Linked DNA regions of Homo sapiens: all the other regions are linked to region 2. A link is a contact called in ENCODE Hi-C or POLR2A ChIA-PET data. All regions are on one chromosome and are shown on one strand. The core of a region is the stretch at or near the end of the contact, and the rest is flanking DNA. Distances in the headings are between cores, read along the strand shown. Region 1 has its middle 25 kb from the start of SCGB1A1. Region 2 holds the start of SLC3A2 (solute carrier family 3 member 2). Region 3 has its middle 50 kb from the start of AHNAK. Region 4 holds the start of SLC22A24 (solute carrier family 22 member 24).

Region 1 (3,779 bases), core at 595-3,094, 440 kb after region 2:
TCCTGGTCAAGCACTTACAGGCTAGGCTTCTTTGGCGCCCTCCGAGCCTGTGACCTCATCTGCAGAGGGGTGGGTTGGCAGCTCTTCTTCTCCCTTCCCTGCCCATAGTTATAAAATGTGCTGACTCCTTGTAGGAAATTAATGAAATGCCTTCCTGCCCCTCCTGCATCCCTCCCTGGGGAGCCTGCCCCTGCTCTGTACCACCCAGAATAGGATGATATTTTTGTTTTGGTTTGCTTGTTTGTTTGTTTTGAGACAGTGTCTTGCTCTGTTGCCCAGGCTGGAGTGCAGTGGTGTGATCTTGCAACCTCCGCCTCCTGGGTTCAAGTGATTCTCCTGCCTCAGCCTCCTGAGTAGTTGGGACTACAGGCACCCGCTACCACGCCCAGCTAACTTTGTATTTTTAGTAGAGACAGGATTTCACTATGTTGGCCAGGTTGGTCGGGAACTCCTAACCTCAGGTGATTTGGCTGCCTCAGCCTCCCAAAGTGCTGGAATTATAGGCATGAACCACTGCGCCCGGACTGTTTTTTGGTGTTTTGAGACAGGGTCTTGCTCTGTTGCCCAGGCTGGAGTGCAGAGGTACAATCGTGGGTCACTATAGCCTTGACCTTCCGTGCTCAAGTGATCCTCCCCATTCAGCCTCCCAAAGTGCTGGGATTACAGGCCTGAGCCACTGTGCCTGGCCAGGATGTTGTTTTTCTTCACCATTACCCCTGTTCTCTCACTTCTGGCATCTTTCCTCCTTTGTTTTGGGGAATGATGGCATGGGGCCCAGGGAGTAGGATTGGGAGCCAAACCTTTCTCCTTTATTTATTCAAATCGTAGCTATGGATGCAGCAAAAAGCAAACAGAAGTTTGACTAGATATATGAGCTCAGTATTCCACAACATTTAAAGCTGGTGTGTACTTACGTAGGAGGCTTAAAACATAACATTAGGTTAAAATGAATAATAGCCCCAACAGAAAAAAAAATAGTGCATTCTAAAGAAGTTCTTAGCGGGAATGTTCAGAAGCTTGGTTGGTTTGATTGACAATAGCTCTGTATGTCTCCTTCTCGGTAGCTCCTTAATGCAGATCTCTGTTGCTCCCTGACTTCTCCACTGGGTCACGTGTGGCCAGGTGTCATGAGCATAATATCCCTATCATCGCTGTCTGGCAGGGTGAGAGTTCAGAAGGAGTCATATTTGCTTTTAGGTCACCCTCTTTATTTATCCAGCACGTGGGGTAGGACTGTGACCGAAGGAGGGCTCCATGCACGTCTCCTGTGTTGTTGGAGGAGGTAGTGTTGGTAATGGGCGAGGAACAGAGTCGTTTGGTCCCAGCAAAGCTGCTTCCATCAGATCGGTCCTGCCCCTTGGCTGGGCTGCCTGGACTTCACTTCATCATCTCTAAAATGAGATTAAAGATTGTTTCTCCCTCATGGGAAGGCTCCGGGATTCAGTGAGCTTATGCCTGTTTAGGAAAGTGTCTGGCACAGGGTCACTGCCCTTGTGCCATCACATCTGCCCAGATGAAATCAGGTAATCAGCTGACGCACCCGGAGTGCCCATCGCGCATGCGTGCTGTGCCCCATGGGAAAGGGGCGTCAGATGTGACTCTGCCCTCAAGGAATCCGCATCTAGCAGGAGAAAGAAAACCGGACACTTTGGAGATAAATAGAGAGCTAGAAGGCCAGCGGGACCCCCGCTTCCCCACGGCGCGGACATCCTGGAGGGCGAGCAGCTGCCGGGCGGGGCACGCTGTCAGCCAACCCTGCCTAATCTCCTGGCAGACAGAGCTGAGAGAAAGCAGAATCTGGTATTCATTGTGCGGTTGTTTCTAATTTCCTTCTGCTTTCGAGATCCTCTTCTAAGGGAGAACAATGCCCTGAATGATGGGGCACAAGCTTCCTTGGCTGGGCACCCACCCAGCTGTGGCAGAGGCCGGGCACTCACAGGGCCGGTGGTGTTTGATTCTGGCCTCTGAGAAGCTCCTCCGACAGTGGGTTTTGGTGGCTGGTTTGAGTCCCAGCCCATAGAACAAGTCCCCCCAGGCTCACTTATGAGTATTATCTTTAAAATTTCCCTATCTGCCAAAGAAGAACGCCTTTTGTGTTATCGCCAGGGTTGTTACGAGGCCGGGTGGGTGGAGGGGGCACTGAACCTCAGAACTCTCTGTAGGATCCACATCTGGAGCCAAGAGGCCGCTCTGTGCCACCACACTCCCCGGAGTGTCCATCGTGCATTGGAGGGGGACGGTGTTGGCCTCAAGTGCTGCCCTCGCAGCTCCCGTTCACAGACCATGACTGAGAGGACTCTCAGCAGAGGACCCTGGGGTGACATTTCTACTGCTGGTGCCTCATAAGGCTGGCCAGGGGCAGGAGGCCCAGGGCTGAGTCCAAGGAATGGGGTGGGGTTTCCTCATTCCTTGCTGTCTTCATACTTGGCCTTCTATTTGTAGATTTCAGTAATTTATCAGCCTTTCTAGGTTCCTCTTTCATCACCAGAAGCAGAATGAACCTAACATGAGAAACCCACATGCATAAAGGGCTGAGAGAGGCTGAGGGGCATTTGATGATGACTTTCAAGTCTATGGGGCTGTATCGAGGAAGATGCTATGGCAGTGGCAGGTGAGAGGGTGAGTGAGGGGCTGCACAGCCCCAAGAGGCCCTGGCAGGGTTAGCTGTCTTCAAGATGAGCAAGACCCAGCCGGGCGCGGTGGCTCAAGCCTGTAATCCTAGAACTTGGGGAGGCCGAGGCAGGCAGATCACCTGAGGTTGGGAGTTCGAGACCAGCCTGACCAACATGGAGAAACCCCATCTCTACTAAAAATACAAAATAAGCCAGGCGTGGTGGTGCATGCCTGTAATCCTAGCTACTCAGGAGGCTGAGGCAGGAGAATCGCTTGAACCCTGGAGGCGGAGGTTGCGGTGAGCTGAGATCGCACCATTGCACTCCAGCCTGGGCAATAACAGCGAAACTCTGTCTCAAAAAAAAAAAAAAGGCCGGGTGCAGTGGCTCACACCTGTAATCCCAGCACTTTGGGAGGCCGAGGCAGGTGGATCATGAAGCCAGGAGTTCGAGACAAGCCTGGCCAATATGGTGAAACCCCATCACTACTAAAAAATACAAAAATTAGCCGGGAGTGAAGTGGTGGCATGTGCCTGTAGTCCCAGCTACTTGGGAGGCTGAGGCAGGAGAATCGCTGCAATCTGGGAGGCGGAGGTTGCAGTGAGCCAAGATCACGCCACCGCACTCCAGCCTGGGTGACAGAGCGAGACTCTGTCTCAAAAAAAAAAGAAAGATGTGCAAGACTCGAGCCAGGTCTCCCAGGCTTAGGTCACCCAGGTGCATCCTCATCCACATGCCATTCTCACTACAATTTGTTTAATATTTTCCTTTTTTTTTTGAGATGGAGTCTTGCTCTGTCTTGCCCAGGCTGGAGTGCAGTGGCACAATCTCGGCTTACTGCAACCTCTGCCTCCTGGGTCAAGCAATTCTCCTGTCTCAGCCTCCCAAGTAGCTGGGACTACAGGTGTGCGCCACCACACCCGGTTAATTTTGTATTCTTAGTACAGATGGGTTTCGCCATGTTGGCCAGGCTGGTCTGGAACTCCTGACCTCAGGTGATCCGCCTGCCTTGGCCTCTCAAAGTGCTGGGATTACACGCGTGAGCCACTGCACCTGGGCAAATATTTTTCTCTAAATAGATTTATTGATTATTTATTTTTGAGATAGGATCTCACTCTGTCACCCAGGCTGGAGTGCAGTGGCACAATCACGGCTCACCACAGCCTT
Region 2 (3,844 bases), core at 1,157-3,656:
GGCTTCCTCTCCCAAAAGAAAGAAAAATCAAACTTCCAGACTGACTTCTGAGAAGGTCCCTTCCTGGCACTGTCTCATCCTCAGAGTCAAGGAAATAAGAAAAATAAGAGGTCAGAAAAGGAACAAGAAAAACAGGTGTGCTATTGGCCTATCCTTTGGCTATAGGAGGAGGCATTCCTCCTTGGTCCTAAGGAGCAAAGGGACCCTCAGCTGGAGTCAGGCTGGGTCTACAGGGCTTGCTGTGAAAGGACTGTCCCAGCCCCAGCATCTGACTTCCACCAGCCATCAGCTCCAACACTCACCTTCACCTTGGTGGCCACAGTGTCAACCTGAGTGGAGAACCACGAGTTCTCACCCCGGTAGTTGGGAGTAAGGTCCAGAATGACACGGATGCCTAAAACAACGGAGGAAGACGCAATCATGAGACAGTCTATGAGTTAAGGGAAAATAAGGAAATCACAAATGCAAGTCACTGAGTGTTTCCTATGTATTACTTGGTACAAAAGCTTGAATTTGAACCCGGGCAAAATTCATTCCATTGAAACAGATGTGAGCAAGGAAGGGCCTTAAGATATGGGAAGGCAGGCCAGGCGAGTTCAAAACCAGACCGGTCAACATGTTGAAAATTGTCTCTACTAAAAATAAAAAAATTATCTGGGTGTGGTGGCACACGGCTGTAGTACCAGCTACTCAGGAGGCTGAGGCACGAGAATCGCTTGAACCCTGGGGGAGGAGGCTGCAGTAAGCTGAGATCGTTCCACTGCACTGCAGCCTGGGTGACAAGAGTGAGACTCCATCTCAAAAAAAAAAAAAGATATTGGAAGGCAGAAAGTTTATAGTGCAGAGAAGTGGCCCCTGTGTTCCCCACTCCCAAAGTGAACCTTTTTAAACATGTGTCTATATCGAGTCGTAAAACAATATTTGGGATTCCCCCCCCCCAAAAAAACCTACTGTTTTACAAGTTTAAAACCACTGGTTTAGTAAATATCTATATTTTGCAAATAAGGGCACTGAAGCCCAGAAGTTAAATGACCTGCTCAAGATTCCACAGCCAAGTAGAAAGCCCCCAGACGACTGGACAAATCCATTTTAGGCTGAAGACTAACAAATCTCCCCTCTACCTGCCCTAGGAAAACTCAGAGCCAGTTAGCAGGAAACCAGACAAAAGTTCTAGCCTACTTTTCCTCTGGCCAAGTCCTTTCTAGCTGTTTCCTTGGGAACCCCAGGATACCCACTCTTTTTTTTAGCCGATTGCAAGAGACTGTCAAAATCTTCCTTGGAGCCAAAATTGGGGTCGATCTGCAGCAAGTCAGTCTGAGCGACATCATCCTTCTGGTTCTTGTGAATTGGACCCAGCACAAGGCCCTTCACCTTCAGAGAGCTCAGGTAATCGAGACGCCCCTTCAGACCTGAAATGGGGGCTGGGTTAACAAGTGAGGCCCCTCTGAGAGGCCCCTGACCTCCCCACCCTCCCTTCTCCCAGCGCCTAAGGGTGGGACGGGGAGGGGGCAAAGGGGGAGAGAGGGAGGCAAGGCTGAATCACGAGACTCAGAGGAGCTGATGTAAGGAGTCCTGCACATTACTTCAGAAACCGGTTGCAACTGGCTTCTGGCGCCGCGGGGAAGGAGGACGCTGAGTCACCCACCCTCGTGACGGAGTGAGGGGCGGGTCGGCTTTCTTCAAAGAAAGGAGGGAAGGACAATGTGCCGGGGAGGGGGTGGGGGAAGGGGGAACAGTCGTCGGTACGGGATGGAGGGAAGAACCATCTAGATCCGTCTGGGGACAGGGGAGGGGGTCGGTGCAAGCCACCAGATTCAACCGGAGGTACCCGGGACGGGGGCGCGCTGCACTCACCCGCCAGGTTGCCCGCGCCGTGGCCCTGGAAGGCCTGAAGGTCGCCGATGCGGTAGAGGGCGCCCGTGTGCCACCACTTCTGCGCCGGTAGCTCGCGACAACGCGGCGCTCGCACGATTATGACCACGGCACCAGCAAGCATGCCGAGCCAGCCGAGCCAGAAGAGCAGCAGCAGTGCCCAGCGGGTGCGTACCCAGCCGGGGCTGCCTGCCACCTTCAGCAGCTCCTCCTTGGACAGGCCCGTGAACTTAGCCGCGGCTGCCGCCTCCGCCTCGTCTTCCGCCACCTTGATCTTCACCAGACCATTCTTCTCGGCTCCCGCCAGGGACATGGCCGCCCCAGACGCCGCGTTCATCGGCTGCTTCTCGGGCTCTAACTCATTCAGCTCCACCTCCTTCATATCCACCTCGGTGTCCTGGCTCATGGTGCCTGCAGAACCGGCGACACGACGCAGCTTGCGGTCAGATGGTGGCTCAACCCCTACCTGGACCCTCGGACCCAGAACGCTCTCCCCGGCCTCTGTGCCTCCGCGCAGTTTCGGCTACTGCATCTGCTCAGCAGCAGGCGCGGCCTCTGGGAAGGGGCAGCGGAGCCCCGCCCCGGCCCGCCCCTTAAGGTGGAACCTCGGGGACTGCCCCAGCCGTGGGCGGCTCAGGGTAGTAAAGTCAGGAACACGCCTCCGACAGTACTTCCTGCATGGTCCAATTTCTCATCTCCAACCTGTCTAACCCTAAAGTTCTTTTCAACCTGATTCTGGGAAGGCCTGGCACGGAGCCACCTTTAAGTGGACTAGGCCTGTGATCCTGCCCCAAATCCCGAGGCCCCTCCAGTGTCCTTTAGGCCTTACCGCCCCCAAACGCCCCTCTTCTTCCATTCCGGCAGGCTAGTGACTACCCCAACACCATCCTCCATTTGCCCCTGGTTCACGGCTCCGGCCGCCGTCTGGTTTTCCCAACTTTGCATGGCTACTTGCACTCTCAGAGGCAGCCAGTCACAACTTCTGCCTTTTCCCCCACCAAGGCTTGCCCTCTCAGGCCTCTGGGACTTGGCGCTAGACCTCTGCTAGACCTCTGCTTCCGTGCACGGCTTACTCCCACTCGTTTTTCAAGACTCATCTTGAATTCATTTCAAGAAATTCCTCATGCAGCAACTATTTATTGTGTACTCACTACAATACTTTGCTTTGTTAACTTTATTGAATTTAACACTAATCCAGCCTTCTTCACAGTACTTTAAAATGAATGGTTTGGGCAGGAAGGTTGAGGTAGACACCCCCCTTCTTATCCTACCCCACCCCCAGCTGCTAGCACCTGGATGTTTGGCAGCTAGGAATCAGACATCCAGAAGAGACTGATAGGGCTGTAATGAACATAACAGAGCTAGGTCTCAGAGGCATCCACCTTTTTTGTGGAATAGACCAGAAGATGCCATGGCCAGACTCTTACCCACCTTGCAGGAACTCCCACAGTTATCCCCAAACTCCCCCAAGGTCCTGTCTCCCTATCACTTCACTATGTTAGGCCTTGGAGGCAGCTGGTACTGCAGAGGCTTTGAAGAAGCCTAGAATTCCCTCCACAGGGTCCTTGGATTGAAGTGGGGCAGAGACAGGGTTCACAGCAGGGAACTACCGGACATCAACACCGTGGGGTGCCAACACTCTCAGGAACTCCTTGTTCCTAAACAGTGCCAGTTGGGCTACTTTCAGAGAGGAGCTGGAGGAAATCGGTTCTTTCTCCCTTTCCCACCTAGGCTGGAAGCCAAGATTGCTGTGTATTTGGAAGAAAGCAAAAGCCAAGATCTGAAGTAATAGCATAGAGAAAAGGGTCACCCTCTGCTAGTCCCCTCTGCAACCCCAGGCATCCAACCCCATCCCCACCCTAGGAACAAGGGGTGCACGGGGCAGCCCCTGGGAGAAGGCAAGCAAGTGGGTTCAGACCAGTGCTCAAAGATAATAAGAGATCCAAGGTGCCCTGCATGTGCCAGATAAGAA
Region 3 (4,003 bases), core at 392-2,891, 380 kb after region 2:
CTTTCCCAGGCCTAGAAGACATGGTCAGAGTTCATCTACGTCATGCCCCTGCCTCCGGGCATATTTTATCTCCCCATGCCCATGCCTGTCTTCCAGAGACCACTCCCACCAAAGGAAGTGGGAGAAGCGAGGCGGAAGAGAGGCCATAAAGTCCGCTGGAATATAGGCTCCATGAAGGCAGGGATTTTTAATATATCCCCAGAGTCTAGAACAGTGCCTGGCCCACAGTAGATGCTCAATAAATATTTGTTGAATAATGAACCTCCCCTTGTTGAAGTAATCACAGCTGGTAAAGTACTTTCAATCCTAATGAATATTCTGTTGGACAGGTGGAAATTTTTAGAGCCAACATTTCCAAAGATCTATTTATTTTGTTTTTTGTTTTTATTTTATTTTTTTTAGAGAAGGGCCTTGCTCTGTCACTCAGGCTGGAGTGCACTGGCATGATCACAGCTCACTGCAACCTTGAACTCCTGGACTCAAGAGATCCTCCCACCTCAGCTTTCTGAGTAGCTCTTACTAAAGGCACAGCTTCCATGCCCAGCTAATAAAAAAAAATTTCTTTTTTTTTTTTTTTTAGAGTGAGTCTGGGTTCACTATGTTGCTCACGTGCTGCTCTCAAACTTCTGGCCTCAAGCGATCCTCCCACCTTGGCCTTCTAAAGCACTGGGATTATAGGCATGAGCCACTATGTCTGGCCCCAAAGATTCAATTTTTAATTACACCATATAGTGTAATTATAATTACACTATATAGTGTAATTATAATTACATTTAGTGTAATCTTAGTATGCCATTCATTTTGTAAAAAATTAAAACAATACAAGAGAAATTCCCCTTGTTCCAAACACACTTGCGTGCTCCTTCTTAGTGATAACCATTAGCTTCATCTTGGCATGTGCCCTGTAGACTTTGCTCAATGCATTTGGACAAGTCTGTATGTTAACATAGAAGCCTAGAGTTTTGTGGGTTAGCAACGACACAACAACCACAACAACAAAACCCATAAAACCATAAATAAGATTGGACTGTGCTGTTTTGCAGTTTCCTTTTTCCCCTCTTAACGTTTTGGAGATGTTCCATGTAGGTGAAAACAGACCTACCTCGTTCTTTTCATTGTGAAATATTGTGCAGCATAGATATATTGCATATTTGACAATTCCTCTATTGATGGACTTTTAAGTCATTTCCAGTGTTTACTTTTTTTTTTTTTGAGATGAAGTCTCCCCTCTGTCACCCAGGCTGGAGTGCAGTGGCTCAGTCTCGGCTCACTGCAACCTCTGCTTCCCAGGTTCAAGCGATTCTCCTGCCTCAGCCTCCTGAGTAGCTGGGATTACAGGGGCGTGCCACCACGCCTGGCAAAATTGTTTTGTATTTTTACTAGAGATGGAGTTTCGTCATTTTGGCCCAGCTGGTCTTGAACTCCTCACCTCAGGTTATCTGCCTGCCTCAGCCTCCCGAAGTGCTGGGATTACAGGTGTGAACCACCGCGCCTGGCCTATTACCAGTTTCTATGATCTTGTTAGAATAAAAATTTCAGCTCTCTCTTGGACAGGAAATTGTGAGTGATTCACACTAGTAACATAATCAGATATGTCGTAATGATGCTATTTAATGCTATGTCTTCTGTTACTTAGTAACTGTTTTACATAAAGGGCGTAATCATGTCTCCACCTTTTTTGATAGGAATGGTTGTGTATCACTTTTCTCCACCCATTTCACCATGACTTTTAGATATGAAATGGGAGAGTCTGGGGCCTTGGAGGGCCTCAGGGGAGTGACCTCCCCCTTCCCTTCCTTATCCTCTGTTTTCTTGAGTGGCTTCAAGGAGTTGTTTGGTGCCATAGCCTGCCCTTCTGCCACATCCTTTCCTGCCACATAGTGGTCATGTCCTGGAATGACGAGATGACAATGCCAATCATTCAGTCCCAGGCTGCATGGTGCACTGGCCTTTGGATTCCTCCTTTGATCAGCTCAGAACACTTTAGCAGTTGTTGGTTTTGACCTGTGCTTGGCTTTGATGATATCAGGCCCATCTTCAAACCTTTTCCTTGTACCTCAGGAATGATACCGCAGTCTGGATCCAGCCTTAATCTTTTCAAGGCCCACGCATCACTCAGTATAATATTTTCCACAGATAAGTACATTTTAAAAGGAAAAGCTTTAAGAACACTTTATATTTTATACCATTTAATTCCTTGGCAATTTTCTTCTCCCACCCACACCTTAATGTCATTTGCTCTTCTATTTTTCTCAACCTCTGTTTTCTTTTCTTTCTTTCTTTCCTTCCTTCCTTCCCTCCCTCCCTTCTTCCTTCCTTTTCCTTCCTTTCTTCCTTCCTTCCTTTCTTTCTTCTTTTTCTTTCTTTCTTTCTTTCTTGAGATGGAGTCTCCCTCCCTCTGCTGCTCAGGCTGGAGTGCAGTGATGCGATCTCGGCTCACTGCAACTGCCGCCTCCCGGGTTCAAGCAATTCTCCTGCCTCAGCCTACCGAGTAGCTGGGACTACAGGCACGCGCCACCACGCCCGGCTAACTTTTGTACTTTTAGTAGAGACAGGGTTTCACTATGTTGATCAGGCTGGTCTCGAACTCCTGACCTTGTGATCTGCCCGCCTCGGCCTCCCAAAGTGCTGGGATTACAGGTGTGAGCCACCGCTCCCGGCCAACCTGCTTTCAAGATTACATCAGAGTGGTGGCTGTGGAAGAATTTTTCTCCCTGAGAATTTTCTCTAGGCATAGTTCTTTGTTACTAACAAGATTTTCCTTCTCCCTGCTTGATGATTTCCGTACAGTTTAGACTCATAGAGTATCTTAATATTAATCTCTAGTGATTGAATTGCAACAGCACCTAGGATGGCTAGATTTCATAATGGCTTTTTCCTGAAGTTCACTTTTCAGAGGGAGCCTAGGACTTTTAAGGCAGTGTGACTTGTTTTAATGGTTTCAGATTAATTTTGTATTTGTATCAGAAAACCATTTACTTAATGATTTGATTGTTTCATTTTCTAAAGTGAATAGTAACTGAACTCGTTTCCTACTCCTTTATTTAGTCCAGCTACTATAGAATCTTTGTTTTGCTTGCTTTTAGTAATATTAACGTTATTTCTTTCTTTCTTCTTTTTTTTTTTTTGAGACAGGATCTGGCTCTGTCACCCATGCTGGAGTGCAGTGGCGCAATCTTGGCTCACTGCAGCCTCCGCCTCCTGGGATCAAGTGATCCTCCTGCTACAGCCTCCTGAGTAGCTGGGATTACAGGCATATACCACCATGCCTGGCTAATTTTTCTATTTTTAGTAGAGACGAGGTTTCATCATGTTGGCCAGGCTGGTCTCGAACTTCTGGCCTCAAATAATTCAACCGCCTTGGCTTCCCAAAGTTCTGGGATTACAGGCATGAGCCACTGCGCCTGGCATATTACTGCTATTTTTTTTTTTTTTTTTTGAGACGGAGTCTCGCTCTGTCCCCATGCTGGAGTGCAGTGGCGTGATCTCGGCTCACTGCAACCTCTGCCTCCCAGGTTCAAGTGATTCTCCTACCTCAGCTTCCCAAGTAGCTGGGACTACAGGTGCATGCCTTCATGCCCAGCTAATGTTTTTTTTTTTGTATTTTTAGAAGAGACTGGGTTTCACCACGTTGGCCAGGCTGGTCTCGATCTCCTGACCTCGTAATCTGCCTGCCTCGGCCTCCCAAAGTGCTGGGATTATAGGCATGAGTCACTGTCCCCGGCCTATTACTGTTATTTCTAAAGCACTCTAGTTTTGGCAATGAATTACAACAGGACACTGTGAGGTAATCTACATGTTTAGGTGAAAGCCATGCTTTCTATAGGATAACTTCTTATCTTGAATATACTGGCAACTTTGGCTTGGATTTTTTTTCCTTCTTTCATATTTCCTAATATATGCTATGAAACATGAATGGATGGTTTAGTGTTTAGAGTGTGGGTTTATGAACCAGGTAGTTTGGATTCAAATCTCAGCTCTGCCACTTTCTTTTTTTTTGCCC
Region 4 (3,650 bases), core at 573-3,072, 260 kb before region 2:
AATTGTGTCTCCCACTCCCAAAATTCCTATGTCAAAGTCCCAACCCCTAATACCTCAAAATACAACCATATTTGGGGATAGGTTAAAATGAGACCCATAGGGTGGGGCCCTGATCCAATATGACTAGTGTCCTTATAAGAAGAGGAAGGAACACCAGGTGTGCACATGCATAAATGAAAGAATATGTGAGGACATGACGAGAAGGCAGCTATTGACAAACCAAAGAGAGAGGCTCAGAGGAAATCAAATCTGTTGACACCTTGATCTTAGACTTTCAGCCTTCAGAACTGTGAGAAAATAAACTTCTGTAAAGTCACCTTCTGTTAAGTCTGTGGTATTTTGTTATGCAGCCCTAGTGAACTAAAACATTTCTAACAATTTACAACAAAACCCTGTGATGTATTAGATTTCCTGTTTGGAATAGATCCATGAAAGTCATTTCCTGAACAGAGAATCTCTGCAGGCTGGACAGGAATCTGCTTTTTTTTTTTTTTTTTTTTTTTTTTTTTTTTTTTTTTGAGACAGAGTCTTGCTGTGTCACCCAGGCTGGAGTGCAGTGGCACAATCTCAGCTCACTGCAACCTTCACTCCCAGGTTCAAGTGGCTCTCCTGCCTCAGCCTCCTGAGTAGCTGGGATTATGGGTGTGAGCCACTGCACCCATCCAGGAATCTGCATCTTAAGATGTTTCACGGGTGACCAGTTTGAAATTCAAAAATAAGAACTTCTTGTAGGCAGAATAAATTCTGGAGATTCTGTTTGTTTCTTTGGGTTTCTTTTTAATCAACCTGTCTTTTCCCATTATATCCGTGCATGCTATTTAGCTGCTAGCTTTTGAATATCCTTGTAGGTACACAATTATGCCACACCTTTAACTGTAATTGTGTACTTATTATTCCCTCATTTAAAAATTGACTCTTGCAGTCCCTCATCCACTGCTTCATTATCTCAAGAATCTTCCCACAAGAGTAGGTCAAGCTGGCTGGGCATGGTGGCTCATGCCTGTAATCCCAGCACTTTCAGAGGCTGAGGTGGGCAGATCACATGAGGTCAGGAGTTTGAGGCCAGCCTGGCCAATATGATGAAACCCCTTCTCCATAAAAAATACAAAAATTAGCTGGGCATGTGGGTGAATGCCTGTAATCCCAGCTACTTGGGAGGCTGAGACATGAGAATTGATTGAACCCAGGAGGTCAAGGCTGCAGAGAGCCAAGATCCCACCGCTGCACTCCAGCCTGGTGACAGAGTGATACTTTGTCTCAAAAAAAAAAAGAGTAGGTAAAGTTAATTTGTAGAGGGATGACTCCCCTGCTCCATGGCATCTATCCAGGTATCATTAAACAGTTTCTCCTTAATCTTCCATAGCACACTGTGTATCTTCCTTATAGTTATATGATGACATTACAGTACAATTATTTACAAACCTATCATTTATATGAGACATTGAGCTCAAATTTTATTTTAAACTTATAAATAAATATATGTAAGTTAACATTGCTTTATTTACAGCAATAGCACCAGAAAGCCCAAAATGATATTTGAATGAATCAATAAATCTGGTGAAATATACTACTATAATACATAAAAGCACTATTTCCTTTCTCTTTGTTTCTTATCCTAATTTCCCTATTTTAAAAAATCTTTAAAGCCCTGTCATTGGTATGACTTGAACTGAAGCAGAACTACACTTAGCAAAAGTCAATGTTTAAACTCAACATTCCACTTTCCTTTAACTAAGAATAGTTTTTATTAACTTTTAGTAAAACTCAGTCCTAGTCCAAAAAAAGCCCTGCTCTCTGATCTTTGTACAAGAACATCATAAAGCAATTCACTTTGGATTTTCTAATATCCCATTTCTAAGAAGAATGGCAGACTATTGAACAGGTGTATTTTAGGTCACGTGGGGACTGCATCCACCTGAAAATCCACCGTTGACTTATCAGGAAACTCAGAGATCAGGATCTTTCACAGAGTAGTCTTTTAAGAAGATTCAGTTGTCAACAGCTAGCAGTCTCTTTGCCAAATAATTATATCTGTGACTTCTGAAACTATTTGGCTGCCTAAAGTTAAAGGACTTGGGGAAAGTCCTTCCACTGCTCTTCTGCAGTAGTGTCACACCACTCAGTGCAGGGCCCACCAAGAAGAAAGCAGTGTCAGGATCCACATGGCACTATGGTAACTTTGTGAAAGGGGACATTTTCTCCCTCTGAACTTCTCTTCATAAAGTCATTGTGCTTCCTCTTGGGGATCACCTGTTCAGTCTCAATGGGCTTTGATGTGCTCCTGGATCAAGTGGGTGGCATGGGGAGATTCCAGATTTGTCTGATAGCTTTCTTTTGCATCACCAACATCCTACTGTTCCCTAATATTGTGTTGGAGAACTTCACTGCATTCACCCCTAGTCATCGCTGCTGGGTCCCCCTCCTGGACAATGACACTGTGTCTGACAATGATACCGGGACCCTCAGCAAGGATGACCTCCTGAGAATCTCCATCCCACTGGACTCAAACCTGAGGCCACAGAAGTGTCAGCGCTTTATCCATCCCCAGTGGCAGCTCCTTCACCTGAACGGGACCTTCCCCAACACAAATGAGCCAGACACGGAGCCCTGTGTGGATGGCTGGGTGTACGACAGAAGCTCTTTCCTCTCCACCATCGTGACTGAGGTAAGAGGCCCCATGTAAATCTTCTGTTTATATGATTAAAGTGTTTGGAGTTAACACAAAAAAATTGACTTGCTTTATACCTTTAGTCCTTAGATGGGACCTGCAGTCAGCTCATTCTTCATTCCTTTAGCAGGTGGCAGCACCTGATTATCTATTAATACTCTACGATACAGCCAAGTGTATTAGTATTATATTGGTGTAAAAGTAAATTGTGGTATTAGACCATGAATTTTAAATCATTATAACTAGGCTCAAACACATCTTTATTAATCAAAATAGGAACCATTACAATCAACACATTTTTGGCAATGAGAAATAAGTTTGTTAATTCTGTAACATAAATATCCACGCTTTGGGATTTGACAAATTTTTCTGCATTCTGCTGGTTGTGAAAGTGTTTCTCCTACAAAATGTTGTTGAGATACTTAGTTTTGGTTGTTTTTGTTTTTTGCTTTTTGTTTTTTGAGGGAGGCCAGAGTTTTATTACTACTCAAATTAGTCTCCCTGAGCATTCGGGGAGCAGAGTTTTTAAGGATAACTTGGTGGTTGGGGGGCAGCCAGTGAGCCAAGAGTGCTGACTGATCAGGGCTGAAATCATAGGGAGTCAAAGCTGCCTTCTTGTGCTGAGTCACTTCCTAAGTGGGGGTCACAAGATCAGATGAGCCAGTTTATCGATCTGGGTGGTGACAGCTGATCCATCAAGTGCGGGATCTGCAAAATATCTCAAGCACTGATCTTAGGAGCAGTTTAGGGAGGGTCAGAATCTTGTAGCCTCCAGCTGTGTGACTACTAAATGATAATTTCTAATCCTGTGGCTAACGTTAATCTAGTCCCCAGGCAAGAAGGAGGTCTGCTTTGGGAAAGGCTGTCTTTGTTCAAACTATAAACTACAAACTAAGTTTCTCCCAAAGTTAGTTCAGCCTATGCCCAGGAATGCACAAGGACAGCTTGGAGGTCAGAAGCAAGATGGAGTCGGTTAAGTTAG

What was found. A loop is a pair of places that touch in the nucleus more often than their neighbours do. ChIA-PET counts read pairs that join two places held with the same protein, here RNA polymerase II (POLR2A). Pooled maps may share reads with other maps.
Region 1: a loop to region 2 is called in a pooled map, with 2.2 times the contacts of the local background. The contact joins the enhancer-like site here to the promoter of SLC3A2 in region 2. A Hi-C loop is called at or near these places in 2 of 50 pooled maps. POLR2A ChIA-PET finds 5 or more read pairs at or near these places in 4 of 52 experiments (B cell, HEK293T, activated B cell and 1 more).
Region 3: a loop to region 2 is called in a pooled map, with 2.3 times the contacts of the local background. The contact joins the enhancer-like site here to the promoter of SLC3A2 in region 2. A Hi-C loop is called at or near these places in 5 of 50 pooled maps. POLR2A ChIA-PET finds 5 or more read pairs at or near these places in 3 of 52 experiments (AG04450, OCI-LY7 and WTC11).
Region 4: POLR2A ChIA-PET joins it to region 2 with 11 read pairs in A673. The contact joins the promoter of SLC22A24 here to the promoter of SLC3A2 in region 2. POLR2A ChIA-PET finds 5 or more read pairs at or near these places in 2 of 52 experiments (A673 and AG04450).

Annotation. Positions count from the first base shown.
Region 1 is chr11:62,442,481-62,446,259 of GRCh38, reverse strand. It overlaps a transcript of AHNAK not described here. Among named protein-coding and RNA genes, the nearest start is that of SCGB1A1, 25 kb to the right of the region's middle. RefSeq lists a silencer at 649-943 and an enhancer at 1,484-1,543. Within about 2 kb of position 1,844, at least 30 of the 41 ENCODE cell types and tissues checked have a DNase peak (open chromatin) inside an H3K27ac peak, as active enhancers do; they include B cell, where a contact is called at or near this core.
Region 2 is chr11:62,879,458-62,883,301 of GRCh38, reverse strand. SLC3A2 (solute carrier family 3 member 2) reads right to left here and starts at 2,406. Exons shown (of 9, transcript NM_001013251.3): 1 at 1,855-2,406; 2 at 1,236-1,409; 3 at 303-394. The coding sequence starts at 2,278. RefSeq lists enhancers at 1,415-1,694, 931-2,130, 2,115-2,384, 1,774-2,665, 3,035-3,084.
Region 3 is chr11:62,495,174-62,499,176 of GRCh38, reverse strand. It overlaps a transcript of AHNAK not described here. Among named protein-coding and RNA genes, the nearest start is that of AHNAK, 50 kb to the left of the region's middle. Within about 2 kb of position 1,641, at least 12 of the 41 ENCODE cell types and tissues checked have a DNase peak (open chromatin) inside an H3K27ac peak, as active enhancers do.
Region 4 is chr11:63,142,393-63,146,042 of GRCh38, reverse strand. SLC22A24 (solute carrier family 22 member 24) reads left to right here and starts at 1,822. Exons shown (of 10, transcript NM_001136506.2): 1 at 1,822-2,665. The coding sequence starts at 2,264.